Regions from separate parts of the Homo sapiens genome. Here all the other regions are linked to region 1. The links are chromatin contacts, found by Hi-C or POLR2A ChIA-PET in ENCODE. All regions are on one chromosome and are shown on one strand. Each heading gives the region's core, a stretch centred on a gene start or an enhancer-like site at or near the end of the contact. The rest is flanking DNA. Distances are from core to core; before and after follow the strand shown.

Region 1 (3,827 bases), core at 655-3,154:
CCCTGCCAAAGCCTCCCAAGTAGCTGGGATTATAGGCACCTTTTGTGGCGATTTTTGATGCCCAGAGGTATTTTGTGTGTGTATGTGTGATGTCTGTTTTTAAAATGCTTTGGAAGCTCTTCCTGGTGCTGAGAACAACTCTTTTTCCCCAAGCAGTTAATTTTGCCAACACTATTTGGGCAGTTATGTTTCTCTCTGCTGATTTGTGATGTTACCTTTATTATATATTAAATTTCTATGAGTATTAGAGTCTACTTTAGAACATTTTTATTTTAAGCTTTTGTACTGTTTTCTTTTTCTTTCTGGTTTTTTTTTTTTTTAGACCAAGTCTCACTCTGTCGCCCAGGCTGGAGTGCTGTGGGGCAATCTCTGCTCACTGCACCCTCCACCTCCCGGGCTCAAGTGATTCTCCTGCCTCAGCCTCCCGAGTAGCTGGGATTATGGGTGTGTGCCACCACGCCTGGCTAATTTTTGTATTTTTAGTAGAGATGGGGTTTCACCATGTTGGCCAGGATAGCCTTGAACTGACCTCAAGTGATCTGCCTGCCTCGGCCTCCCAAAGTGCTGGAATTACAGGAGTGAGCCACCGCGGCCAGCCCCTGTTTTCTTGTCATTTGTTTTAAAATAAGAAAAAAATTCCTCTTTTTCCTGTCCCTTAAGTCCTGGGATGTTTAACATTCTTAATCTTATTTGGCACTTTAATTTTACGAAAGAGATATGTAGATTAGGGAGCAAAGAGGATAGTGGTAGTCTCCTTAACACAAGGCTATAAGGGTGGTCACCTGGGGTCATCACATCCCTGTATCTGATTCTCAATATTGCAGGTTATGAAAACACATCTAGCTAGTACACCTAGAGTTGCACTGTTAGAAACAGTAGCTCCAAGGCACATGTAGCAATTTAAATTTATTAGAATTATTCAATTTATTCACATTGGCCACATTTCAAGTGCTCAGTAGGTATATGGTTACTATATTGGACAGTACAGATAGTAGAACTTTCATTTCCACTTCCACCATTAAAGAACGTTCTATTGGACATTGCTGACCTAGAGGCAGTTAGCCTTGGGGATACTGACTCCTGTGTAGGAACATCTACATATAGAACAAAAATAATATCGAATATTGTGTGTCAGTTTTATGCTAAATTTTTTCAAATGCCTTTTGTGTTGTACAAACAACACAGTCTTTGAGGGGGATGAAGGAAGAGGGTCTCATGTCCTGATGTTGACGTGATTAGCACACCTTGAGCTGGTTTGTTATTAGAGGTTAGGCACTGTGGGGAAGGCAGGGAAGGCTGTCTTTCCAGTTGGGCTGTTCCCAGCTCAGGCCCTGCCTATCCCCAGAAGCCACCTTTCGAGGCAAAATGGGAAATAATTAGGTTGTCGGTATCAGGCGTTGAGCATGGAAATACAGGAATCCCGAATGTTCAGGATTATTATGAGTAAGCGTCGTGGCCTGTATTCTGTGTCCACTGCATATTGCAGTTTGTGTCTTAATCATCTATCTTGGTTTCTAATGGATTAACTTCAAAGACGATCATTAGCTCAAGGTGGAGGTCACTGGGTTGCTCATGTGTCTTACCCACGCGGGGTTTTGAAGCTGGAGCACACCCCGAGTGGCCGAGTAGGGTACGCTTGGCGTTTCACACGCAGCTAGTCGTGCAGCCTTAGGATATGCACCGAGAGGAGTTTCCAAAATCCGTCTCCGAGATTGTTTCAGATTTCGCGCTGGGAGGGAGGGGCGGGCTCCGCGAGGCCGCGCGCCCCGCCCCCTGCGCCGCCCCGCCCCCGCTTGCTCGTGACACCCCCGCGCCCCGCCCTCTTGGCCGGTACCCACCCCCTCCCCAGGCTGATTGGCGCTTCTGCGGCGGATCCTCGGGCGGGCAGCCGGGCCGGCGCGTCACGTGGCCCACGGCGTCCAGGGCGACCAGCCGCGGGCCGCAGGGCATGGACCTTCAGGCCGCCGGGGCCCAGGCGCAGGGGGCCGCGGAGCCGTCTCGGGGCCCGCCGCTGCCTAGCGCGCGGGGGGCGCCCCCCAGCCCGGAGGTGAGCGCCGCGTGGGGGCCAGGAGCAACAGCCAGCCGCAGCCTGGGGCGGGAAGTCGCGGGGCCGGGCTGGGCGGGGGCCGCGGGGCCGGGGAAGCGCCTCTGGCCGGCCTCGGGCCGCCCCGCGACACGGAGCGCTGTTTGGGCTCGCGCTCGAGCTGAAAACGGCCAGGCCGCGGGGCCGCGGGGCTGCGGGGCGGGGAAAGCCGAGGGCGTGGGTGGGCGCTCTGGGTCAGCAGAGACGGCTGTCCGCCCGCTGGGCGCCGCTGCGGATTTGGTAAATGGGAGGTGACGCTGGTGACCGAGAGCCGGGGCCCGCTGCCAGGAGCCTGGGCGAGGGCCAGGTGAGGGCGGCGAGGAGAGGGACTTGACTTTACAGACCTGTGGACCTCTGTCCGTTGGTGGGGATGCCAGCTAACCCTGAGCCCCAGATGTCACATGCGCGCTCCCCCTTCTCCTTACTGAAACCAGAAAGGCCCTGTTTGACGCAGGGTTTCCAGAAACTTGTTTTCATGTAAGCTAGACAGCTCCTGGTTTTCCCGAGAACGTTACAGACCGTTATTACAGTTCTTACCTGTCCTTGTTTACAGTCTGTACCGGCTAGGTGCTGAGCGGCTTGAAGGTAGGAACCCTCTGTTAGGGCTGTTTGCACAGCCTAGCATAGTGCCTGGCACAGGAGATAGACATACCGACTGGATGAATGATGCCTCAAAGATGGTACTTAGCCAAAGTAAGATATGAAAAATGCAGCGACACTTACAAAGAAAATTACTTTGGAGTGCAGAATAGAATGGGACTAATTTTGTCAGGGCATAGCAGGAAAGGATCAAGGTGAGAGGCTGGTGGTGTCTGCAGAGGCGTGGAGATGAGAAAGTGCAGGGCACATGGCCTGGAGTTGGGTCTCAGAGCATGCAGAGAACTATGCTCAACAGGTTGATGGGAGTGGGAGAAGAGGGGACGTGCGAATGCCATGGCTAATTTTGTGCTCTCTCAGTGGAGGGCTGTTGAAGGTTTTGAGCAGAGTAGTGATTAATTCTGTAAGGCTGGGCCAGATGGCTGGATGGGAAGGTGGTTAGGAGGCCGTGGCAGTGGTTTAGGTGAGAGGTCTGACTTCTCCTTGGGCGGCAGTGACCAGAGGTTGTCACTAACTACAGGGAGTGGAACTGAATTATTAAACCCAGACATGACTAGATAATGAATGCTGATTGGAGCAGGTGCCGAGTACAGTTTAGATGTAGCAGAAAAGATGAATTTAAATTCAAGAAATGTTACATTCTTGCCACATGCCAGGTGTTTTCATAAATGGTGTCTAATCATAAGTCCCCTGCAGGGTCAGAACAGTCACCCCTAATTTCTGGAGAAGAAAACTCAGGCACAGTAATTGAAGTGATGTGTTCAAGGTCACACTCTGAATGGATGGCAGAGCTGGGATCAAAATCAGGTCTTTTATGCAGGCAGGGAACATTTCGTGATTCATTAGAAAGAGGTCTTGGAGGTCATAGGGTTTCAGGAACTTCTGAGTGATGGGAGCAGAGAAGCATTTGGTTGGCTGTGCGGGAAGATTTTCAGTTAGATTAGAAATACTGCCTTCAGTGCTCAGCATTGCAGAGGAATTATAAAGCTTCCCCCACCTCAGTGTGTTGGTGAGGAAACAGAGAATTTGATAGAGTTGTTTACTAGCTATAAAGTTGTTAAGTAACTGAAAAGGTAAAACGTGTACCTGGGGGTGGCAACCGCAGGGAACAGCTACCAACCTATGGCTGAAGGAACAAAGAGATGAA
Region 2 (3,827 bases), core at 973-3,472, 950 kb after region 1:
TGCCCCAGTCCAGCGTGTCCTCATTTTATTTTATTTATTTACTTATTTTTTTGAGACAGAGTCTCGCTCTGTCGCCCAGGCTGGAGTGCAGTGGTGCCATCTCAGCTCGCTGCAAGCTCTGCCTCCCGGGTTCACGCCATTCTCCTACCTCAGCCTCCTGAGTAGCTGGGACTACAGGCGCCCGCCACCACGCCCGGCTAATTTTTTGTATTTTTTAGTAGAGACGGGGTTTCACCGTGTTATCCAGGATGGTCTCGATCTCCTGACCTCGTAATCCCCCCTCCTCGGCCTCCCAAAGCGCTGGGATTACAGGCGTGAGCCACCGTGCCGGCCTTCCTGTCCTCATTTTAATTAGTTACATCTACAATGACCTTATTTGGAAATAATAAGGTACTGGGGGTTAGGACTTCAACAAATCTGTTTTGAGGGATGCAATTCAATCATAACATCTCAGTAAACTGAATAAGCCCTACAGTTGAGGAAATTATTTCCTCCTGATTTGGAGGATTTTGCAGAAAAAAGTTGATGTTATTTCTTGTTAGATTCCTAAGTTCCCCAGAAACTGCCAAGGTTTCTAGACTTCCTATGAGCAATTTTTTTTCTTTTTTTGAGACAAGGTCTGGCTCTGTCCCCCACGCTGGAGTGTGGTGACACGATCTCCACTCACTGCAACCTCTACCTCCCGGGCTCAGGTGATTCTCCCACCTCAGCCTCCTGAGTAGCTGGGATAACAGGCGTGCTCCACCACACCCGGCTAATTTTTTCGTAGAGACGGGGTTTCGCCATGTTGCCCAGGGTGGTCTGGAACTCAAGAGCTCAAGCGATCCGCCCGTCTCGGCCTCCCAAAGTGCTGGAATTACACTTTGGGAGCCACTGCTCCCGACCAGCACATTTTATTAATACTTATGATTCCCCTACATCCCCACTGCCTTCCAGACACAAACAATCAACCCATTGCTGCCTCATAAAAACGCAAACTCATCACCTTTCCCTCCCTCCTGAATTCCCCGTTTTTCACAAAACTGGCTCCCCATCTTCCAGAAATAATTCTTTTCTTTCCACTCTCCTTACATCTCCTAGGTTCAATTCCTTACGGTTGGCCAGGCGCAGTGGCCCACGCCTGTAATCCCAGCACTTTGGGAGGCCGAGTCGGGCGGATCACCTGAGGTCAGGAGTTCGAGACCAGCCTGGCCAACATGGTGACACCTGTCTCTACTAAAAATACAAAAATTAGCCGGGCGTAGTGGCGCTCGCCTGTAATCTCAGCTACTCGGGAGGCTGAGGCACGAGAATCACTTGAAATCGGGAGGCGGAGTTTGCAGTGAGTCCAGATCGCACCACTGCACTCCAACCTGGGCGACAGAGCAAGACTGTTAAAAAAAAAATTCCTTACGCTTGCCTCTCACCTGGGAAGATACACTCTCTTCGCGACTTCTCATTGCTCCCAGGCTCTTCACCTGCAATCCAGCCTCACATTCGCTATACAGTATATGGCCAATTTTCTAGGAACACTCTCCAGTCTGACTGCAAATCATAAACCTCGGGGACTTCAGGCTTCCTATCTGGTGGAGTATTCAACTGCTCCACCCATTATTCAAGGACCAACTAAATTCGGCGCTACATTCATCTCCCTTTATCCCTTCTAAGAGGAATACCGCTCCAGCGCCAACGCAATCTCCTCCTCCCTCGCCTTTACCTAATCCCTTGCCTGCCCTGTTTCCCCGCTGAGCTCCTCAAACACTTCGCATCTCTCCCCGTTATTCCAGTCTACCTGGTGAAAAGGTTATTTGAGGACCTTGTCTACGCTGCCCCTACCTGATCCCGCTCCCGGCGCCACAGGCTGGGCCCCAACAGGAGCTCCTCAATCTAAGTGTCTAGGAGAAACCCAGGGAGTCTCCACGAAGGAGGCACTTTACCCACTACAGACTAAAACTGGCCTCGGAATCGCCTTCCTGGAGATTCGGCCCAGCGGCTCTCAGGAGTCGGTAGGGGCAAGAACGTTTCCCCGGTGCAGTGGAAGAAGACTGCGGGCCAGCCAGGGACTCGGGATCCGGGGACAGGGCCTCGGCAGGCGCCCGCCTGGAAGCCCGCAGCCCAGACGCGGACGACCCACTGCTCAGCGGGACACACCTCGGGCCTTGCCCCGGAACGCCGCTTGGACAACAACCTTTCCGCCGAGTGCAGGCCGAGCGCTTTTGGGCGCAGCACGCAGGAACCGGAAGTCAATGGAGGAAGACTGGACCTACTGATTCAACTTGGAGATGAGCGGGTCTGTCCTCTTCACGGCGGGAGGTAGGGTGCTTGGAACACTGGGGTGATTTCCCGTCTGTCATTAGCCTCTGACCCTAGAGGCTAATGGAATACGGCGGGAGGTAGGGTGCTTGGAACACTGGGGTGATTTCCCGTCTGTCATTAGCCTCTGACCCTAGAGGCTAATGGAATACGGCTGGAGGTATTCTGGAGGAACCTGGAGTGTTTCCTTCCTCATGTCCCTCATGTCCTAGAGTGTTTCCTTCCTCATGTCCCTTGTTCAGGCCCCTCTCTTGGGGCCCCAGCCTAGCTGACGGGGCAGTTTTCGGAACATTTGTGCTTCCCCGGCCTCAGGGTCCACGGGTGGCTCCTCAGAGTGGGCGGATGGTTCACATTCTCACAGCCGCTTGCTTACCTCTGGCCACATTACTTTCCTGTGGCTGCGATGTTAGAGTGACTTCCCACTGGTTTTACAAAGTTATGCATTGTATGGTGTTTCTCATACTTGCAAAAACGTCATGTAGAAGTCTTGAAAAGTGTACGGAAGAAAGTAAAACTGCCCTTAAATCTATCACTTAGCTGAAACATTTCTTATAAACGTACAAAATTTAATTTTATTTAGTTCCACCAGATGAGATACTAAAATGTGAAAATGGAAGTGAAGACAAAACCCTTTTTTTTTTTTTTTTGAGACGGAGTTTCGCTCTTGTTGCCGAGACTGGAGTGCAATGGTGCGATCTCGGCTCACCGCAACCTCCGCCTTCCGGGCTCAAGCGATTCTCCTGCCTCAGCCTCCCGAGTAGCTGGGATTACAGGCATGTGCCACCACGCCCGGCTAATTTTGTATTATTAGTAGAGACAGGGTTTCTCCATGTTGGTCAGGCTGGTCTCGAACTCCCGACCTCAGGTGATCCGCCCACCTCGGCCTCCCAAAGTGCTGGGATTATAAGCGTGAGTCACCGCGCCCGGCCTAAGACAAACCTTAACAGGAAATATTAGTTACAAAAAGATTCCTCTAAATTAAAAATATCAGAAACTTTAAGCAGTTGGAATAATTATTTCAACTACTTGCTTCCTGATGGGTATAAAATACAATTTTCTAGGTAGTAAAACTTCGGACTGATCCATAAATATCGGGAGACATCTCTCGTGACTTGAAAACAACAAAAGCTCTATTTAAAACTCTATATAATATAGTTTAAAAACTAATCCTCTTTTAAAGATGATTCTCGGGCCGGGCACAGTGGCTCACGCCTGTAATCCCAGCACTTTGGGAGGCTGAGGTGGGCGGATCACGAGGTCAGGAGATGGAGACCATCCTGGCTAACACTGTGAAACCCCGTCTCTACTAAATATACAAAAAATTAGCCGGGCGTGGTGGCAGGCGCCTGTAGTCCCAGCCACCTGGGAGGCTGAGGCAGGAGAATGGCGTGAACCTGGGAGGCGGAGCTTGCAGTGAGCCGAGATCGGCCACTGCACTCCAGCCTGGGCAACAGAGCAAGACTCCGTCTCAAAAAAAAAAAAAAAAGATGATTCTCCAAGACAATTTAATATTGTCCTCTATTAGTTCTTAAATT
Region 3 (3,827 bases), core at 683-3,182, 760 kb after region 1:
TCTATCAATAATGTAATCTTTTATATGCAGTAACATTATACTTCAGATGGATTAGTAGTTTAGTTTAGATGCCTTTGGGTCTGGAAGCATACGAATGGATAAAACAATTCCTTCAAGTCTCTGACAGCTTCATAACTCTATTTTATCTACATAGCTTCTTCTCAACTTCCTCTGTCTATTCCAAGATATTTTCCAGGTAGGTCTGAAACGCTGAGTCCCGTAAAGAAATGTTTATGCATCAAATAACAGAAGAGCTCTTCCCCCACCCCTTCAGCTCCCATAATGTTTTACCATTATATCCAGTAAACAAAATAGGTTGACTCAATCTTAAACAATTCCCCCATCACAGGAAGCCCACTGCACCCACAGCTGCAGAAAGCATCCCTTAAACCATCCCCAACTACCTACAGCAACACAAAGTTAAACCAATTTCCACTGACAAAAGGCTATGTGTGCATTTATTCTAATCAGCCCCAGGATTTATTGTGTGAAACTCAGGCGATAAAAAGTCACCTCCTCAAGCTACAAAACTTTTTTTTCATCCCAAATATTCTCAATGAAAGTTCTCTTGTCAACCAGGAGAGAGTCAAAAACAACCACAAACACTAGCAGAATGATCCGCTCCAGGACCACATCCCAGCTGGCTTTGCTCTGTTGTCGGTGGCTCTGAAGCAGTTTCTCACTTTCCTTTCACCCTTCTCCCCTTTACTCCCCAACATTCTCACTCGAGAATGCATCACATCCTCAGACCGCTGGCAAAAAAAAAAGGGGGGGGGGAAGAGACTGCAATTATCAAGGAAGGGGAAGATATTTCAGAACCACGGTTTCCACTGCAAACGGCAATAAAAAAAAAAGGCAGTCTGTGTCATCAGGATATGGGGGACGACGTTGTAGGGCATCACAAAGATGTGCAGTGAGTGTGCACTTGAAGCTCTCGGGGCAGGATGAGACGATGGAGCAGAAAGTAAGAAAACCTGTGCCTTCCTTGCTTTCTTCTGCTCTTCCCCCTCCAGGAGAGGAAGCTGAAGAAACTGGGGGAGGGGCGGAATGTTATCGTTCTCCTATTGAGGGTATATAAGACAGGCCTTAGGGTTCGCTCGTCCCCAGTTAGGAGGGTCACGGAGGGAAGAGGAAGAGAGAACCCCTAAACGTTACCCACCTCTGCTCAAAAACAAAAGTAAGGGGGTAATTATTAAATCCAGATGGCGCGCCCCTAAAGGCGCCCCCAGGTCACTCATCCCCATTTCCAAGCGGAAGGGCTGGGATAAAGGGGATGGAGGGTCGGAGGCTGGTCAGGGACAAGGCCCCACCCCCCGACTTAGGAGGGAAAGGGTGCCCAAGCTCCCAGCTGTCCCCTCCTACCCCTCACCTCCCGCCTTGGCCACCCCCACTTATCCCCCCTTCCCTTCTCTTCCCTTCCCTTCCTTTCCTCCAGAGCCTGAGGCAGCCGCGGGGGAGGCGGCCGCTCCTACCTCCCCTCACCTACTCTGTCCCCACCCCCACTCCGCTCCCACCTCCCGCCCGCCACGGGCCGGTTACCTGCTCGTCGAAGCGGCTGACCACGGCCTGGACCCATTCCACCGGCCTGTGCGCGGCCATGTCCTCCCCGCGGCCGGGGGGCGGCGGAGGGAAGGGTGGGCCGGCGCCCTGGGCCGGGAAGAGGGCGGGGAGCGGAGGCTGAGGTGAGGGAAGAGGCAAGGAGAGGGTCTGTGGAGTGCAGGCTCCCAGTGTTCCCACGGGGGTGGGGATGGGGGGTCAGCGCCGAGCGGGAGGGGGAGAGGGAAAGGGGGCGTTGGCAAGGAGGCTGGGGGGAGGGGGATAGGGGAAGGGGACCCGGGGAGGGGAGGGGGCCTCTTGGTCGCTCTCCCCACTAGCGCCGTCTCCCCACAGCCATCACAGTCCGAGACGCCGCCATGACACCCCACCGGAAGTGGGATCCTTTCCACGGCCCGGGGAGAGGGAGCGCGAGCGAGCTAGAGATTGAGAGCGCGGCTGGGAAAGGGGAGGGGGAAGCGAGAGGGAAGGCGGCCTGCCGCGCATGCGCCCGCGCCGGCCGGTTTCATTAATGAAAAAGCGAGTCCTCCTGGAGGTGACGTCATCTAACTCCTCTGGGCCGTCTGGCGAGCGTCCCTCACCGCCGTGGGGCTCACCTAGACTGGCGCTGGGCTCAGCTGGCGAGTGCCAGAGCTGACCCGGGAGCATCCACTCCCATCCCCACCGCCCCCTACAGCTGTCCCCTCCCCCGCCGGCCTCCGGGTTTGGATTGCTCCCGGAGTTGGAAGTTAGGGCGCCCTGGGGCTAGCCTTTCTCCCAGCGCGCGGATCTCTGCCGCTAATCTCCTGGGGAGGCTGTGCTCTCAGCTTAAGCTCTCAGAAAAAATAAGGTACACGACCTCCGATTTTCAGGTTCTTCGTAGCTTGGTAGACTGCTGAGAAACAAAAAAGGAAGGCCAAAGAGAGATTCCGTGATTTTTTTTTTTTAGAGGTCGCTTAAATCCCAATGCTAGACCCGGTGGCAATCAAGGTCTAGCCACCAGGTCTAGCATTGGGATTTAAGCCCAGCTTTCCTCTGCAAAACTCATAGCCATCCAAGTTAATATAACTATTGCACAGTTGATGAGAGATTCAAGTTTCACCACCCTCAAAACACCTTTAAGGCCTTGCATTCATTATTAATTCAATATATTCATCGTCTTATTTAAATCCTTGAACAAACCTTTTCAATACATATCATTAACTTCATGAACTGATGAATACGTCACGTCCCCACCCCCGTGGGAACGCTGGGAGCCTGCACTCCTCCCTCAGACCTTTGATTTGCCCAAGGTCTGAGTTGACAGGTGGCAAAGTCAGGATGTAAACCAACGTGGTTTAACTCCTAGAACAATAGAGGTAGACTATGGGTCTCCTAAAACAAAGTCCTTCCCTATACCTCCAATACCAGAGTTGAAAGGATTTCATGTGTAATTGGGTTGTGCCAGTTTTCCAGGAAGAGGATTACATCCAAAACAACGGATAATCTATGTCTGACATTGGACTTTGGAATGACTAATTTTTTTTTTTTTTTTTTAAGACAGAGTCTCACCCTGTCACCCAGGCTGGAGTGCAGAGGCGCGATCTCGGCTCACTGCAACCTCCGCCTCCCGGTTGAAGTGATTCTTCTGCCTCAGCCTCCCGAGTAGCTGGGACTACAGGCATGCGCCACCACAGCCGGCTAATTTTTGTATTTTTAGTAGAGACGGTGTTTCACCATATTGGCCAGGCTGGTCTTGAACTCCTGACCTCATGATCCGCCCACCTCAGCCTCCCAAAGTACTGGGATTACAGGTGTGAGCCACCGCACCTGGCCTGGAATGAGTAATTTTAAAATTTGTCTTCCTCGATACATTTTACCTAGGCAAATGTTTTTGTTTTTCAGAGACAAGGTCTGACTCTGTGCAGTGGAGTGCAGTGGCTCAATCATAGCTCACTCCAGCCTCAGACTCCTGGGCCGAAGTGATCCTCCCACCTCAAGCTCCTGAATAGCTGGGACTACAGGTGAGTGTCACCCTGCTTTGGCTAATTTTTTTTTTTTTTTTTTTTTTGGTAGAGACACAGTCTTGCTATGTTGCCCAGGCTGGTCTGGAACTCCTGGCCTCAAGTGATCCCCCTGCCTTGGCCTCCCAAAGTGCTGGGATGACAGGGGTGAGCTACCACACAGGCCCCTAGGCCAATGTTAAAATGAATTTACACATTCCAAGCACGCGCTAATCAGCCAGTTAAGCCACACAGACACTGGGTGATAAGGGAGAACAAAACTAGAATTTTAATTTTCCTACAGAAAAGCCA

Evidence for each region. Hi-C counts contacts between places; a loop is a spot of excess contacts on that map. ChIA-PET counts read pairs that join two places held with the same protein, here RNA polymerase II (POLR2A). Pooled maps may share reads with other maps.
Region 2: a loop to region 1 is called in a pooled map, with 4 times the contacts of the local background. The contact joins the promoter of TEFM here to the promoter of COPRS in region 1. A Hi-C loop is called at or near these places in 4 of 50 pooled maps.
Region 3: a loop to region 1 is called in a map of endothelial cell of umbilical vein, with 5 times the contacts of the local background. The contact joins the promoter of NF1 here to the promoter of COPRS in region 1. A Hi-C loop is called at or near these places in 1 of 168 maps with a recorded cell type or tissue (endothelial cell of umbilical vein) and 7 of 50 pooled maps. POLR2A ChIA-PET finds 5 or more read pairs at or near these places in 1 of 52 experiments (K562).

Annotation. Positions count from the first base shown.
Region 1 is chr17:31,857,321-31,861,147 of GRCh38, reverse strand. COPRS (coordinator of PRMT5 and differentiation stimulator) reads left to right here and starts at 1,904. Exons shown (of 4, transcript NM_018405.4): 1 at 1,904-2,047. The coding sequence starts at 1,949. UTP6 (UTP6 small subunit processome component) reads left to right here. Exons shown (of 19, transcript NM_018428.3): 19 at 1-244. RefSeq lists a silencer at 1,754-2,183 and an enhancer at 2,243-2,917.
Region 2 is chr17:30,904,633-30,908,459 of GRCh38, reverse strand. TEFM (transcription elongation factor, mitochondrial) reads left to right here and starts at 2,222. Exons shown (of 4, transcript NM_024683.4): 1 at 2,222-2,292. The coding sequence starts at 2,262. RefSeq lists enhancers at 684-1,484, 1,463-1,732.
Region 3 is chr17:31,093,082-31,096,908 of GRCh38, reverse strand. NF1 (neurofibromin 1) reads right to left here and starts at 1,932. Exons shown (of 58, transcript NM_001042492.3): 1 at 1,540-1,932. The coding sequence starts at 1,599. It overlaps MIR4733HG (MIR4733 host gene), which reads left to right and starts at 1,419. Exons shown (of 4, transcript NR_186435.1): 1 at 1,419-1,682; 2 at 3,418-3,536. It overlaps MIR4733 (microRNA 4733), which reads left to right and starts at 2,484; the gene lies at 2,484-2,559. It overlaps LOC124903974 (a long non-coding RNA gene), which reads right to left. Exons shown (of 2, transcript XR_007065704.1): 2 at 3,782-3,827. RefSeq lists silencers at 1,528-1,577, 1,618-1,687, cis regulatory regions at 1,543-1,853, 2,080-2,319, an enhancer at 1,922-1,939 and a promoter at 1,927-2,352.